Linked DNA regions of Homo sapiens: region 2 is linked to region 1. Evidence: read pairs that join two places in POLR2A ChIA-PET (ENCODE). Cell type or tissue: GM12878. All regions are shown on one strand. Each heading gives the region's core, and the rest is flanking DNA. Links, peaks and the distances in the headings are about the cores only. Region 1 overlaps LOC124902610 (a long non-coding RNA gene). Region 2 has its middle 9.4 kb from the start of KRTAP5-6.

Region 1 (8,335 bases), core at 223-8,222:
TCCTCACCTCATCATCCGCCCGCCTCGGCCTCCCAAAGTGCTGGGATTACAGGCGTGAGCCACCGCACCCGGCCAATAAATTTTATCTGGAAATGGAGTAGTATGACCCTCCCAACTTTGTAAACATTAATTTGGCTCTTCTAGTTCCTTTGCCTTTCCACATATGTTTTGGAATCCTGATGGTATTTGATTTGGATTGTGTAAAATCTGTAGAGAAATCTGAAGATAGCTGCCACCTTAACACCCTCGAGTCTTCCGATTACTGGACGTGATGGTCTGTCTCTCCATTTGTGCAGGTTTTCCATTTCCTCCCTCCATGTGCCCTCCCACCCAGCTAACATATATCTCGCTCAGTTGCCCAGGTGCAGGCAGAGACTCCCGGAGAGCAAGCACTCGATTCCTCAAGCTCGTCAGGCAGCAGGAGCTTCGTGCTGGTCCCCAAGTCTCACGGGGGATGAGGAACAGCTCAGGCAGGTGCTTTGGATGTGGTAGTTCTGAGTCCCAGACGAGGAACCCCAAGTTTAGGAAGCCCCAATATTTCATAAAGACCTGCTATCAAACCTGCCCAGAGGGAGACATTATCTTTTTTTTTTTTTTAGACGGAGTCTCACTCTGGAGGGAGACATTATCTTTATTTGGCCCATAGGGGGACCCCATCTTTATTATCCAGGACAATCTGCCCTCCGCCCTGCAGGGAGACACTGCCTCTGCTAAGGTTCTGCAAACATCCCTGGAAAGATAGTAGAAGGTGGCAGAACTCCACCTCCATCCTCTTGGGGTCCTGGCATGGCCCGAGAATTAAATTGGCATGAAACAGATCGACAGGAGAAAGGCGCACACATTTATTCAAAAGAAGTTCTATGTGGCTCAGGAGCCTTCCTAAGGAAACGAAGAAACAAACTGTGAAGAAGCAAGCGAGTTAGGCGGGGAGGCTTAAGAGATAAGAGCTAGTCTAACAAGGGCTGTACAGAATTCTCTTAGATTTCTCGTTCTTGAAGATAAGGGTGTTGCAGATTTCACGTGGGAATTTCAGCTCCTGCTTTTAAGAAACGGCACAAAGGTCAAGGTGATCTTTCTGTACCTGCTGTTTTCCAAGTACTTTTAACTCATAGTTAATATGCCAGCCAGTGCAGCATTTTTAATTTTTATTTTTAATTTTTTTTTTGAGTCGGAGTCTCGCTCTGTCACCAGGCTGGAGTGCAGTGGTACCATCTCCACTCCCTGGGTTCAAGTGCTTCCCCTGCCTCAGCCTCCTGAGTAGCTGGGACTACAGGCGCGCGCCACCACACCAGGTTAATTTCATGTATTTAATAGAGACGGGGTTTCACCGTGTTGGCCAGGATGGTCTCGATCTCCTGACCTCGTGATCCGCCCGCCTCCGCCTCCCAAAGTGCTGGGATCACAGGCGTGAGCCACCGCGCCCGGCCCCAGTGAAGCATATTTTAATCTCCTTCCGTAGTCCAGGACGGAAGTGTGAGAGCTCGATGCAGAGAGATCTCCCAACATCCTCTCATTCCTGCTGTTGGTAAATTGTTTTTTCTGCCTTTTTAAACATTAGTTTTGCTAGGGTTTTTAATCAGTTTGTTAATTATCCCCTATTATTTTTACTATTATTTTTATTTTGATTTTGATTTCTGCACTGTCATTTCCTTTCTTCCACCGAAGTTGGTTTAATTTGCTCTTCTTTTTTGTTTTTAGTTGGAAGGTTAGACGAGTGATTTCAAATCTTTTTTTTTTTTTTACTAGTAAAATCATTTAAAGCTACCCATTCCTTGTAAGCACAGTGTAAACTGCACCTCACAAATTTTGATGCATTGTATTTTCATTTTTATTTGGGTCGGATGTTTTCTAATTTCCTATGTGATTTTTTTCTTTGTCAAATATTTGGGAAATTTTCTAGGTCTTTTTAAAATTGATTAATTTGGTTTCTAATTTCCATTGGGTTAAGATACGAGAGTCTATAAGACTTCTTTAAACTTTTGAATGTTTTGACATCACGCTAAGGCTGGTTTCATAAATAAGCTAGGAAATGCCTCCTCCTCTTCTGTTTCCTGGAAGAGATTGCATAGAATTTATCCTCATTCTTTTTATTTTTATTTATTTATTTATTATTTTGAGACAGAGTTTCACTCTTGTCACCCAGGCTAGAGTGCAATGGCATGATCTCTGCTCACTGCAACCTCCGCCTCCTGGATTCAAGTGATTCTCCTGCCTCAGCCTGCCAAGTAGCTGGGATTACAGGCGTGTGCCACCAGCCCTGGCTGATTTTTTGTATTTTTTAATAGAGACGGGGTTTTACCATGTTGGCCAGGCTGTTCTTGAACTCCTGACCTCAGGTGATCCACCTGCCTCAGCCTCCCAAAGTGTTGGGATTACAGGTGTGAGCCACCATGCCTGGCCTCATTCTGTTTCAATGTTGGATGGAAATCTCCAGGGAGACAAGCTGGGCCTCGAGATTTCTTATTTGGGAGATTTTAATTATAAATTCGAGTTCTTTAAGAGTTATCGGGATATCTAGATGTGTCTCGGGGGAACATCCTATCTTGGAGCTTACTCTGTGCCCCTAAGGAATGACCCTTGGGGTCTTGACAGATGTCCAAGGCAGCTATCACGCTTCCCTACACTGGTGTGACTCGAGGCTGAGCTCCGCGTGTCCTTGATGAGGGTGGTTATCACGCCTCCCTACACTGGTGTGACTCGGAGGCTGAGCTCCGCGTGTCCTTGATGAAGGTGGTGATCACGCTTCCCTACGCTGGTGTGACTCGGAGGCTGAGCTCCGCGTGTCCTTGATGAGGGTGGTTATCTTTTCAGCTGCCACTTTCACCAGGCTCCTTGAGTTCTCTCCGTGCAGATTTGGTTTTGGGGGTTAGAGGCCTAGGATTTGGAATCAGTTAGATGAAGATTTGGGTGTCCCCTCCCTGTAGCTCCCTCCTAGCTGAGATTTCTTTTCTCACCCCAACCCCCTCATCCTCTGACCCCCAACTCCAGTGAAATTCACCCTGGCTGCTTGAAGCCCCGCTGCCTGGCTCAGGGGGCTGGAGTGTGCCTTTGGGACAGAAACCCCAAAAATGTGACCTTGACCCAGCCTTTTCCCTCACATTGAACCCCATCAGTTTCTGCCTGGTTTCAATGGCTCACCAGTTCCTTTAAATAGTTTTTAAAAATAGGTTGTCCAGAATTTATCATTGTTTTCTGCAGAGAGTTAGTCTGACATCAGCCACTTGCAATTTCTGGAGCCCAAACTGATATGGATGATAATTTACCAGCCTGATCTAACAGACCAATGGAGCTGCCAGGATCCAACCATTAGAGAGTTCGAGTTCTGCCCAGGCTCAGCTTTGTAACAATTGACTACCTATTGGCCCATAAAGTAAGTCTCATAAATGTCAATCAATTTGTATCATATTGACCCCTGTCTCTGATCAGATTGCAAATAAATTAGAAAACCAAAACAACAACAACAAGATGATCTAACATGCATTTTTAACATGAAAAAGGGCATTCTAAAATAGCTGGAGGTCAAAGGATAAATCATCTTGGAAATTACATAAAATTCAGAACTAATGCATAATGAAAGCAGAAAATACTATCAGAGCTTGAGGATGCTGCTCAAACAGCACATTCGTCCCTCAGGATCAGTGGGGACAGGTTCTGGGACCTCCCACACATACCCCAATCCACAGGCGCTCAGGTTCCTGATGTGAAATGCTATTGTGTTTGCATATAATCTACACACATCCTTCTGTCTCCTTCAAATCATCTCTAGGTTACTTACCATACCTAATGTGATGTAAATGCCACATAAATAGTTGCTATACTGTATTGTTTAGGGAACAATAACAAGGAAAGAACATGGACATATTCAGTGCAGACACAGCCTTTGTCAAACTGTGTTTTCCACCTGGAGTTGGTAGAATCCGCAAGTGTGGAACAGGCACATATGGAGGGCTGACTGCGCTTCCAGGAAAACCAATAGCTTTAAGCTGGAAAGGAGGAGAGGTGGGAATTAATGAGCTAATCATCTCACTTATGAAGTTAGAAAAAGGAGGAAAGGCCCAGACCAAGTCCGCCCTGTGAGCACAGAGCCTTGCCCTGGCCCATTCCGCCACCCTCCACGCCTGCCGCCCGTCCACACCCGCCGCCCTCCACACCCGCCGCCCTCCACACCCGCCGCCCTCCACACCCGCCGCCCGTCCACACCCGCCGCCCGTCCACACCCGCCGCCCTCCACACCCGCCGCCCTCCACACCCGCCGCCCGTCCACACCCGCCGCCCGTCCACACCCGCCGCCCTCCACACCCGCCGCCCTCCACACCTGCCGTCTGTCCACACCCACCCAGCTCACCATGGATGATAATATCACCTTGCTTGTCATAGACAACACCTCTGGCATGTGCAAGGCCAGCTTCACCGACGACGATGCCCCCTGGGCCGTCTTCCCCTCCATCGTGGGGTGCCCCAGACACCAGGGCATGACGGTGGGCATGGGTCAGAAGGACTTCTATGTGGGTGGCGAGGCCCAGAGCGAGAGAGGCATCCTGACCCTGAAGTACCCCATCGAGCATGGCATCATCAGCAGCTGGGATGACATGGAGAAGATCTGGCACCACACCTTCTACAACGAGCTGCGGGAGCACCCGGTGCTGCTGACCGAGGCCTCCCGAGCCCCAAAGCCAATAGAAAGAAGATGACCCAGATCATGTTTGAGACCTTCAACACCTCGGCCATGTACGTGGCCATCCAGGCCGTGCTGTCCAAGTACACTCCTGGCCATACCACTGGCATCATGATGAACTCCAGCGACGGGGTCACCTGCACAGTGTCCATCTATGAGGGCTACACCCTCCCCCATGCCATCCTGTGTCTGGACCCGGCTGGCCGGGACCAGACTGACTACCTCACAAAGATCTCACTGCGCATGGCTACGGCTTCACCACCACGGCCGAGCGGGCGATCACGTGTGACATTAAGGAGAAGCTGTGCTATGTTGCCCTGGACTTCAAGCAGGAGGTGGCCACGGCGACCACCAGCTCCTCCCTGGAGAAGAGCTATGAGCTGCCTGACAGCCAGGTCATCCCCACTGGCAACGAACGGTTCCGCTGCCCCGAGGAGCCCTTCCCGCCTTCCTTCCGGGGTGAGTGGAGACCCCCTCCTGGCCCTGCCCACAGGAAGGTCACCCTCGGGGCCATGCTGTGGAAGCTGAGGCTGGCCCTCATTTCCCCCTCAGGCATGAAATCCTGTGGCATCCACGAAACTATCTTCAACTCCATCATGAAGTGTGACATGGACATCCTCGAAGACCAGTACACCAACACAGTGCTGTCTGGAGGGACCAGCATGCACCCCAGCATCACCCACAGGGTGCAGAAAGAGATCACCGCCCTGGCGCCTGGCACGATGAAGATCAACGTCATTGCTCCTCCCGAGCGCAAATACTCTGCGTGGATCAGCGGCTCCATCCCGGCCTCGCCATCCACCTTCCAGCAGATGTGGATCAGCAAGCAGGCGTATGACGAGCCTGGCCCCTCCATCCTCCACCGCAAATGCTTCTAGGCAGACTGGACTTAGCTGTGGTACACTCTTTCTTGACAAAACTTTGTGCAGAAAACAAGATGAGATGGGCGTGGCTTTTTTTTGTTTTTTGTTTGTTTTTGATTTTTTTGTTTTTTTTGGCTTGACTCAGGAATTAAAAACTGGAACGGTGAAGGTGACAGCGGTCGGTTGGAGGGAGCATCCCCCAAAGTTCACAATGTGGCCGAGGACTTTGATTATACATTGATCTTTTTTTTAAATAGTCATTCCAAATGTCGTGAGATGCAATGTCACAGGAAGTCTCTTGCCCTCCTAAAAGCCACCCCACTTCTCTCTAAGGAGAATGGTCCAGTCCTCTCCTGAGCCCATTAGCTAATTTTGGTACTGAAGTTATGCTAGCCTCCTAAAATGAATAGGGGGAGAAAAACAGCCTATTTTTATATTTACTCCAAGAGCTTGGCTGGAAGACGTCCATATATTTACATTAGGGGAGGTGATAGTATTGCTTTTGTGTAAATTATGTATTGCAATTTTTTTAAATTTTATTTATTTATTTTGAGACAGAGTCTCGTTCTGTCGCCCAGGCTGGAGTGCAGTGGCGCCATCTCGGCTCACTGCAGGCTCCGCCTCCCGGGTTCACGCCATTCTCCTGCCTCAGCCTCCCAAGTAGCTGGGACTACAGGGGTCTGTCTGCCACCAAGCCTGGCTAATTTTTTGTATTTTTAGTAGAGATGGGCTTTCACCGTATTAGCCAGGATGGTCTCGATCTCCTGACCTCGTGATCCAACCGTCTCGGCCCCCCAAAGTGCTGGGATTACAGGCATGAGCCACTGTGCCTGGTCTGCAACATTTTTTAAATCTTCACCTTAATACTTTTTTATTTTGTTTTATTTTGAATGATCAGCCTTTGTGGCCCCCCTTTCTTGTCCCCCAACTTGAGATGTAGGAAGGCTTTTGGTCTCCCTGGGAGTGGGTGGAGGTAGCCAGGGCCTACCCGTACACTGACTTAGACCAGTTGAATAAAAGTGCACACCTTAAAAAAAAAGAAAAGAGAAAGAAAAAAGAGAATAACCCACGGGCCCCCGTGGAATTAAAGGAAATCATTTTTTAAAAATACAATAAAAATTAATGAAATTCTAAACAAAGACCTTTTAGAAGTGCTTCCATGATTCACAAGTTAGTTCTGTGAAGAGGTTAATAAAGACAAACTGTTAAGACAAATCAAGACTGATCAAGGAGGGAGGCAGGGGAGAGAGAGGGTGAGAGAGAGAGAAGAGTGTAAAGGAGCTGCAAGTCCAAAGGCCGCCAAAGTTTTAAAAAGTCCTAAGAGGAGGCCATGAGCAACTATATGCCAAACAATTTGCAATTGTAGCTGAAATGAATAAATTCATGGAAAAAGATAACACACAAACCAACCAAAGAAGAAAAAGAAAACCTAAGTATAAATACCACCTTGAATAAATGAAGCCAGAGTGTGACCATAAGGAGGAAAAAGTCAAAGAACAGAAGGTCCAACCTTACACAACTCTTCAAGTCAGCATAAAAATAGGCTTAGGCTGTTGTGTTTTTTTTTTCCATTCATTTAGGAGGCTAGCATAACTTCAGTACAGAAATTAGATAAGGACAGCGTAAGAAAGGGAGGTCACAGACCGGTCTTATTTTGAAGGCAGAAATCCTAAATAAAATATTAGCTAATCACATCCTGAGACAGGCAGCATAGTTTTCTGATCAACTTAGACTGATATAAGGAGATATATTGATATCATAAGAATGACGTGATATTAGAAACTATGTTAAAAGTAAGGTCACATACTTGAGGAAATTTGGGGCAATGTCTTATTCAAGATGATGTTACCACGAACGTCTTCCAGCCAAGCTCTCGGAGACTCTGGGAATTCCGTGAACATTCAGGGAGCTTCCATTCCAGTGTGGAAAACAATCAAAAGTGAACAAGTCGCATGTTCTCACTCACAGGTCGGAATTGAACAATGAGAACACATGGACACAGGAAGGGGAACATCACACACCGGGGCCTGTTGTGGGTTGGGGGGAGGGGGAGGGATAGCATTAGGAGATATACCTAATGTTAAATGACGAGTTAATGGGTGCAGCACACCAACATGGCACATGGATACATATGTAACAAACCTGCACGTTGTGCACATGCACCCTAAAACTTAAAGTATAAGAAAAAAAAAGTGAACAAGTAGGAATGAAGATAGCATCTGGGGGTGGTGTGTGCCTTGAACCAACACAAAAGGCAGCTATTCTGTGACACAGTGACTGCTTCTGACAGGGACACAGGTTCTTGTGTTTTTTTTGTTTTTTTTTTTTTTTTGAGACAGAGTTACGCTCTTGTTGCCCAGGCTGGAGGGTGCAATGGTGCGATCTCGGCTCACCAAGACCTCTGCCTCCTGGGTTCAAGCGATTCTCCTGCCTCAGCCTCCTGAGTAGCTGGGACTACAGATGTGCACCACCATGCCCGGCTCATTTTTGTATTTTTAGTAGGGACAGGGTTTCACCATATTGGCCAGGCTGGTCTCGAACTCCTGACCTCATGATCCGCTCGCCTTGGCCTCCCAAAGTGCTGAAATTACAGGCATGAGCCGCCGCACCTGGCTTCCTGTTATATTCTTGATTTGAAAGGATACTTTTAATATTTCACCATTAAGTGTAACGTTTGCCATAGATTTTTGGTAGCTGTTACCAGGTTGGGGAAGTTCCCTGCGATGTCTAGTTGGCTATTACATTCATTTTTAAAAATAATGAATAGATACTGAATTTATCTGGAGAATTTCTATTG
Region 2 (8,335 bases), core at 275-8,274, 98 kb after region 1:
AATGCATCAACATTAAATTGCTCATATTATTCCTTCTCAATTCTTTTAACACTTAGTAGAACCTACGATGATTATGCTGTTGTCATTCCTGATGTTAGTAATTTGTGTCTTTTCTCTCCCTTTTTCCCCTTGATGAGTCTAGCTAAGAATTTATCAGTTTTATTGATCTCAAAGAATGAGATTTGGCGTCACTGATTTTCTCTATTTTTGTTCTGTGTTTCATTGATTGTTCACTCTGATCCTTTAAATGTACTTTTTTTCTTTTTTTTTAATTATTTGCTCCTTTCTCTCATTACTTAAGGTGAAAACTGAGGTCATGAATTGGAAAACTTATTTTTGTTGCTGTTCTTTTCTTTTTTTTTTTTTCCAGATGCGGTCTTGCTCTGTGACCCAGGCTGTAGTACAGTGGCACAATCACGGCTCACTATAGCCTCAACAACCTAGGCTCCAGTGACCCTCCCACCTTCAGCCTCCTGAGTAGCTGGGACTACAGGCATGCACCACTGCACCCAGCTAATATTTTTGATTTTTAGTACAGACAAGGGCTCACTATATTTCCCAGACTGGTCTCGAACTCCTGAGCTCAAGCAATCCTCTCTCCTCAGCCTCCCAAATGCTGGAATTATAGGCATGAGCTACCATGTCCAACCTGGAAAACTTCTTTTCTAACATGGACATTTAATGCTATAAATTTGTGAAAACACAAATTTAGATGTAGCTTTGATTTTCTTTTAGTTTGAAATAATTTTGGGTTTCTCTTTTAATTATTCTTTGGCCCGTGGATTACTTAGCAGTATGCTATTTAGTTTCCAAATATGTGGGATTGAATTCCATAGGGTCAGATAATATACTCTGTGGGACTTGGACCTCTTAAAATCTGTTGAGACTTTTTTTCTGGCCCAGAATATGGTCTATGTTGGTAAATGTTCCCTGTGCACTTGAAGAGAGTGTGTATTCTGCTGTTATTGGGTGGAGTGACCTCTAAACGCTGACTACATCCTGCTGGTTTAAAGCGTTGTTCAAGCCTTCTGTGTTCTTTTTTTTTTTTTTTTTTTTTTTTGAGACGGAGTCTCGCTCTGTCGCCCAGGCTGGAACTCAGTGGCGCGATCTCGGCTCACTGCAAGCTCTGCCTCCCGGGTTCACACCATTCTCCTGCCTCAGCCTCCCGAGTAGCTGGGACTACAGGCGCCCGCCACCACGCTCGGCTAATTTTTTGTATTTTTAGTGGAGACGGGGTTTCACCGTGTTAGCCAGGATGGTCTCGATCTCCTGACCTCATGATCTGCCTGCCTCGGCCTCCCAATGTGCTGGGATTACAGGCACCCGCCACCACGCCTGGCTAATTTTTTGTATTTTTAGTAGAGACGGGGTTTCACCGTGTTAGCCAGGATGGTCTCGATCTCCTGACCTCGTGATCCGCCCGCCTCGGCCTCCCAATGTGCTGGGATTACAGGAGTGAGCCACCGCACCCGGCCCTGTGTTCTTATTTAGTTTCCATCTGCTTTTTCTAGCAATTATGGAGGGAAGATTCTTAGTAGAAGGTTATTTATTCTCCACTGTTGAGACCCTTCTCAATATTCCACCCACATGCTCCATGAATTGTGGAATTTTCCAGCCTTTCTGCTGGGGTCAGTCACTGTCCCCAGCCCTGTGTGCGCGCCTGGCACAGTTCCCTTTGGTCCTCTCTGCTGGTTCTTTCCCTGGCTTCAAGTAGTTCTCTCCCACGCATGTGCCATTCAGTGCCCTGCTGAGGACTGAAGAGGGGACCCTCCGCATGTCTCCCAGCTCCCTGTGCAGCGCTCCACTCTCCGATGCTCTGCCCTGTGACCTCGGGCTGCCTTGGTCTTCACAAATGCTCAACTCAAGGAATACACTGAGCTTCCCCGGGGTCTCCTCTCCCTGCGCCATGACCTGGAAACACTCTGAGGGCTGAAACCTGGGGCCACTGAAGGGCTCACGTCCCAGGGCTCACCTCCCAGTCCTTTCTTGTCTGTTGTCTACCTCTTGAGAATAATGTGTTTGTCTTGGTTTTGTTGTTGTTGTTTTACATTTACAATTGTATATTTATTCTCTGTTGCTCTATCTTGACCCAAAGCAGAAGTATCCTAATTCTTTTTTTAATATATTAATCTTTTTATTTTGAGATTATTTTAGGTTTGCATGCAGTTGTAAGAAATAATAGAATATCATGAACCCTTTATCCAGTTCCCTCAATGGTAACTCCTTGCAAAACTACGGAACAATATCACAATCAGAATATTGGCATCGATATTTTCAAAACACAGACCACATTCATCACTGCCGGAACCCTGGGCGATAAACCCTAGGAGACACTAATTGGTTATCCATTTCTATAAAGTTTTCATTTCAAGGATGTTATGTAACTGAAATAAAACAGCATGTAACCTTTTGAATTGGCTTTTTATTTTTCATTCAGCATGATTCTCTGGAGATTAGCAGGCTGTGGTATGTATCAATAGTTCATTCCTTTTTCTTGCTAAACATATTCCATAAGCTGAACGAGCCCCAACTTATTTAACTGTTCGCCCATTGAAGGACGCCTGGATTTTCAGTGTGGGGCTATTATGAATAGCCCAAAGCAATTGTGTGAAAGCTTTTAGGTGAAAGCTGCAATGACTGGAATACTGCAGTAAAGTCTGTTTCCCCTGAGAAGTAGTGGGCAGGTCCACCTTGATATGATGGGGGTGTGGGAAGGCTCTCTTCGTCTCTTTCCCTGACCAAACCCAGCTGCTAAATTCGTCATTGCAAGCTGGTTGCTCGATTGTTTTTGACATCACCCTAGGGAATAAATTGCTTCACAGACTAATCCAATCAAATTCTGACTCCTTTGAAAGGAAAGGCCAGTGCTTGAGATTTCTTACTAACCCAGAAAGTCTCTTCCCAGCTCTCTCTTTCTCCATTTCTCTCCAGAAAACTAGCCATCTTAGAGTTAGGCTACGTCTCTAAAGAATCTATCAATCTTCTCCCAGTTGCCCTTCACCACAACCGCCACTGACTCTGAGAGCACCCTTAGGTTTGAACTTCATACTCTGTTGCAAATGAAGTCAGTTCCTTTTGGGAGAGACTAGGAGATCCTCTGTTCTACATCCTGCCATTCTCCCTGGACAAAATCTCTAAGCCACAGCTCTGGAACTGACGGCAGGGATCTTGGCTCACTGGTGTCATGCCTACTTTAGAAGCTGGACACTTGAGTGATGGGCAGCAGCTCCAGGTGTCCTCAGCTTGCCTCTCTCAGCATGAACCCCTCCCATAAGCTGGAGCAAAGGTGACCAGAGACCCGAGACCCAGGATTCTCAGCATGATGAACCCAGGGCAGCCTTTGCTGCATGAGTGAGACCTGAGGCTGAGTAGAGGAAGGGACCCTCACCTCTCGGACACACTCACTCAGAATTCAGCCTGAGACACAGGTAGCTGGGGGCAGGATGCTAGCACACTGACCCTCACAGGAAGAGAGCCTCACCAACTGGAAGTGAAACTACCTTTTGACAGCGAGAGAGGTCTAGCATGGCTGACTCCATCTTGCTTCTGGCTCATAGGCTGGTTGTCCTTGCTTATTCCTGGACTCAGGCCAAGCTAACTGATGCAGGATTTTTTCTCAGCCTCTTTGCTGGACTCACAGCAGAGGCTCCTCATCTACTTGGCCCAGCATGCTCAGCCCCTTGCGGGAGGGAGTGCATGAGCGAGCAAGTGTGGGATCTGGCCAGCCACTCTGAACGCTGACACGGGAGCAAACTCCACGTGGGGCCCACAGCCAGACCAGGTGTGTCACCTCGAGGAGAACATGGCAGTGCCCAGACAAGGGTGCCCGCAACCCCGAAGCCCCAGAGGGGGTGTTAGTGCTCTAATCAGCTCTTATAGTTCCACCATCCACATCCCAATGGAGGGCAATGTGTTAGCAGCTCGGTCGGCCCCTGGCCTCATCGCGTGGGGCAGCTGCCCTCTGCTGGCGAGGGCAAAGGGCCCGGGTGACATCCTTTCTAGGTACCTGCACTCTGTGGGTCCTGAGCTCTTGTCCAGCGTCCAAGAAGAATGAGGTCATGCTGGTGATTGAAGGATGGTGAAAGTGGAGACTTTTACTGAGCAATGAAAACAGCTCTCAGCAGAGAGGGGAACTGGAAAGGGGACAGGGAGGGCAGGTCGTCTTCCCCAAAGTCAGGAGATCTCTTCCTTGAAGTCAGGCCTTCTCTCTCTCTCTACCAACTGAGTCTGGAGTCTTTATAGGCCCAGGACGGGGGCAGGCCAGGCCATAGGTAGTATTGGAAAAGGCAGTATTTGATTGGTTAAAAAGGCATTATTCAAAATGAACCAATCCGGAGCGAGCAGGCAAACAAGAATAGAAGTTTTCACTCTGGGCTGCAGGTTTCAGGATGTTTTGGCTTGAAGGTGAGGTTTCACTGGGGACCCACCCCCATCTGCCTGGGATTTGTCTGCCTCCTGCCTCTATTATATCCATGGGAGGAATTTAGTTTATAGTTTAACTTGTAAGCAAGGATGATAACGGTCCCGCCCTAAAACAAATCCCCTCCTTTTTGGGGAGCTGAAACTGCCTTTATAGGACTAATGAAAGACCACAAGATTAGAATTACAGGAGGGCATGAGTTCTGCTAAAATATAGGCATAGTTTCTATAATCCCCCTCTGCTTAGGAGTCATTTGTCCAGAGATCACAAGATTTGTGGCTTCCCCAGTTGCTCCTATAGATAATATCACTGTGGTAGAATTAAGATTGGTCTTTTGAGGTGGTTTTCCAACTGACCCCATGCAGACTCGTGACTCACGACTTGTTTAACCGTTCACCCGTTGAAGGATGTCTGGGTTGCTTTCACTTTGGGGTTGTTATCCACCCAGAGGCAGATTCAGGGCACAAGGACCATTTTCCACACCCCTGTGATTGCCCCCGCAACCAATGAGGAGCACCCATTCCCCAGCCCCCCACCCACCACACTGTCCTGGAAAAACCCTAACCTTCAAGCCTTCAGGGAGACGGGTTTGAGTGATCATTCCAGTTCTTCCACCTGGCAGGCCTTGCGTTAATTAAACATTTCATTTACTGCAATACCATGTTCTCAGAGTGAACTGGTTTTGTCTGTGCAGCGGGCGGGAAGAGCCTGTCGGGCAATTACAGAAACTGGAGGAGAGATAGTCTTGCATTCCTGGCTGTACAGCCTGGAGTGGAGCTTCTGTCTCACTGGGCTGGGAGAGGGCACACGCATTGGCTCAGATACCACAGACTCACACAGTTCTCACTAAGCTTTAGTCGATTTTCTTGAATAAATGTTTCTCTATTTGAAATGGCTACAGGGCCATTTGCAGATGCTTTAAATGGTTGTTGGGGGTGGGGTTTCGTTTGTTTTTGTTTTTAAAGTCTTCACCAGTTTCACATGGAAGTGGATCTCTGGAGTTCCCCCTCATTGTCACGCTGCAGTGGGACTGCCCTGTGACTTTATTATTTCATAGCATTTGAACATAAGATAATCACAAGCTTTCAAAGGACTAAATGTTCGATGAAGAAAATGGCACAGAAAAAAAAAATGTCCCTTCTAAATAAGGACTCACTTGGTCCTCCACCAGCAACCAGGAGCACTGCCAAGTGTGTCTCTCTCCTTATGACGTGACCTTTTATCTTTAAAGGACACTGAATTTCACTCACATTATTATTTCTTACACAGTGTGTTTTTATTATTCAAGGTCACTAAGACTTTCTCCTGTTTTATTCCAAATGTTTTATTGTTTTATATTCAACATTTAGGTCTATGATGGGCATAGAGTTAATTTTATATAAAGTATGAGGTTGAGGTTGAGGTTTTGTTTTCGTTTTGTCTACGGCGGTTCAATTGTTCCAATGCCATTTTTTGGAAACGGTTCTCCTTTCGCGCGCTGGTATGAATGCGTTCCCCAAAATTCATGCGCTGTAACTTAACCCCTGTTATGGTGTTACTAAGAGGTGGGGTCTCTTGAGAAGTGATCAAGTCAGGGCTTTGCTCTCAGGCATAGATTAGTGCCTCATTAAAGGGCTGGGGGGGATGAGCTTGGGTCCTTTTTGCCCCTTATGTTTTCCACCAAAAGGACACAGCAAAGAGCCTCCACCAGATGCAGAATACTGGCACCTTGATCTGGGGACGTCTAGCCTCCAAAACTGTGAGAAATGTACTTCTATTGTTTGTAAAATACCCAGTCACAGGTATTTTGTGATTGCAGCAGACACTTCTCCATTTAGTTGTCTTGCCCCTTTGTCATAAATTAGCGCAGTCTTGTGTGTGCGAGTGACATCTCAACTCCGTGCTTTTCCCTTGATCTGTGTGTCTACCCCTCTGCCCATACCACACTGTCTACATTGCTGTCGCTTTATGGAATGTCTCAAAGTCAGCTAATGTCATTCTTCCAACTATATTTCTTGTTTCAAAATTGTTTTGGCTATTCTATTTTCTTTTCTTTTTTAAATGTTTTCTTATTACACTTTAAGTTCTAGGGTACATGTGCACAACGTGCAGGTTTGTTACATATGTATACATGTGCCATGTTGGTGTGCTGTACCCGTTAACTCGTCATTTACATTAGGTATATCTCCTAATGCTCTCCCTCCCCCCTCCCCCCACCCCACGACAGGCCCCAGTGTGTGATGTTCCCCTTCCTGTGTCCAAGTGTTCTCATTGTTCAGTTCCCACCTATGAGTGAGAACATGTGGTGTTTGGTTTTCTGTCCTTGCGATAGTTTGCTGAGAATGATGGTTTTCAGTTTCATCCATGTCCCTACAAAGGACATGAACTCATCATTTTTTATAGCTGCATAGTATTCCATGGTGTATATGTGCCACATTTTCTTAATCCAGTCTATCATTGATGGATATTTGGGTTGGCTCCAAGTCTTTGCTATTGTGAATAGTGCTGCAATAAACATACGTGTGCATGTGTCTTTATAGCAGCATGATTTATAATCCTTTGGGTATATACCCAGTAATGGGATGGCTGGGTGAAATGGTATTTCTAGTTCTAGATCCTTGAGGTTATTCTATTTTCTTTTGCCTTTCCTCATAAATTTCATAAACAGCTTATGAATATCTACCAAAAAATCCTGCTAAGATTGTTGTTGGAATCCAATTAAATCTGCACATCAGTTTTGGGGAAGTTGACGTCTTTATTATTTTGTGTCTTCAAATCTATGAATGCACGACTCTCTCCACTTATTTAGGTATTTTTTGATTCCTTTCATCAGTGTTTTGTATTTATAACATGTGCATTCTGTACATATTTTGTTAGATTTATAACTTTTTATTTTTGGACGTATTTCAGAAAACACACTATGTTTTAGGGCAGTTTTAGGTTCACAGCAAAATTGAGTTGAATGTATAGAAAATTACCGTATTTCACCTGCTGCCACACCTACATAACGTCCCCTGCTGTTAGCATCCTACACTAGGGTGGCCCATTTGTCATCATTGATGAGCCAACATTGACACGTGGTGAGCACCCAAAGTCCAGACCTAACCTTCACCTCCACTCTTCATGTTGTACGTTCTACAACACAAATGATGAACGTGGAATGCCATTTATTCACCATCACAGTATCATATAGAACAGTTTTGGGCCGGGCACGCTCACTCCTGTAATCCCAGCACTTTGGGAGGCCAAGGCAGGTGGATCACCTGAGGTCAGGAGTTTGAGACCAGCCTGGCCAACATGGTGATATCCCACACACACCTCGGTCATGTGTGTCTGCTCTTTTTTCTTGTCTGTCTTGCTACAGGCTTATCTTTTTTGATCTTTATTTATTGATCTTTATTGATCTTTTCAAAGAACCAGATTTTGGTTTAATTAATTTTCTTGTTTTATTTTTTTTATTTTTTTGAGATGGAATTTCACTCTGTTGCCCGGGCTGGAGTGTGGTGGCACGATCTCAGCTCAGTTCTCTGCAACCTCTGCCTCCTGGGTTCAGCTATTCTCCTGCCTCAGCCTCCCAAGTAGCTTACATTACAATCATGGGCCACCACGTCAGGCTAATTTTTGTACTTTTAGTGGAGATGGGGTTTTGCCGTGTTGGCCAGGCTGGTCTCGAACACCTGACCTCAAGTGATCCACCCACCTCGGCCTCCCGAAGTGCTGGGATTATAGGCGTGAATCACCACGCCTGGCTGGTTGAATAAATTTTCTCCGTTGTTTTGCTATTTTCTATTGCATTGATTTCTAATTTTATATGCATACATACACACTTATCCATAAATTTATATATTTTTTCCTGCTTGCTTTCAGATTATTTGTTCCTTGAAGGTTATGTAGAATTAACCAATGAAACCATCTGGCCTTGAAGGGTTTTTTTGT

The links. Peaks named below come from ENCODE experiments on the same cell type or tissue, not always from the same donor. Only the 100,000 strongest peaks of a DNase experiment are listed, where the experiment ranks them.
Region 2: POLR2A ChIA-PET joins it to region 1 with 6 read pairs; 2 of 35 experiments call an interaction of 5 or more read pairs at or near these places.

Annotation. Positions count from the first base shown.
Region 1 is chr11:1,800,107-1,808,441 of GRCh38, reverse strand. It overlaps LOC124902610 (a long non-coding RNA gene), which reads right to left. Exons shown (of 3, transcript XR_007062550.1): 2 at 4,364-4,579; 3 at 3,781-3,983. It also overlaps the pseudogene LOC390029. Among named protein-coding and RNA genes, the nearest start is that of SYT8, 31 kb to the left of the region's middle. In GM12878, for the core only: no CTCF peak of the experiment used is centred there; no DNase peak of the experiment used is centred there.
Region 2 is chr11:1,702,409-1,710,743 of GRCh38, reverse strand. No RefSeq gene overlaps it. Among named protein-coding and RNA genes, the nearest start is that of KRTAP5-6, 9.4 kb to the right of the region's middle. In GM12878, for the core only: a CTCF peak has its summit at 3,958 (motif pointing left); a DNase peak (open chromatin) is centred at 3,473.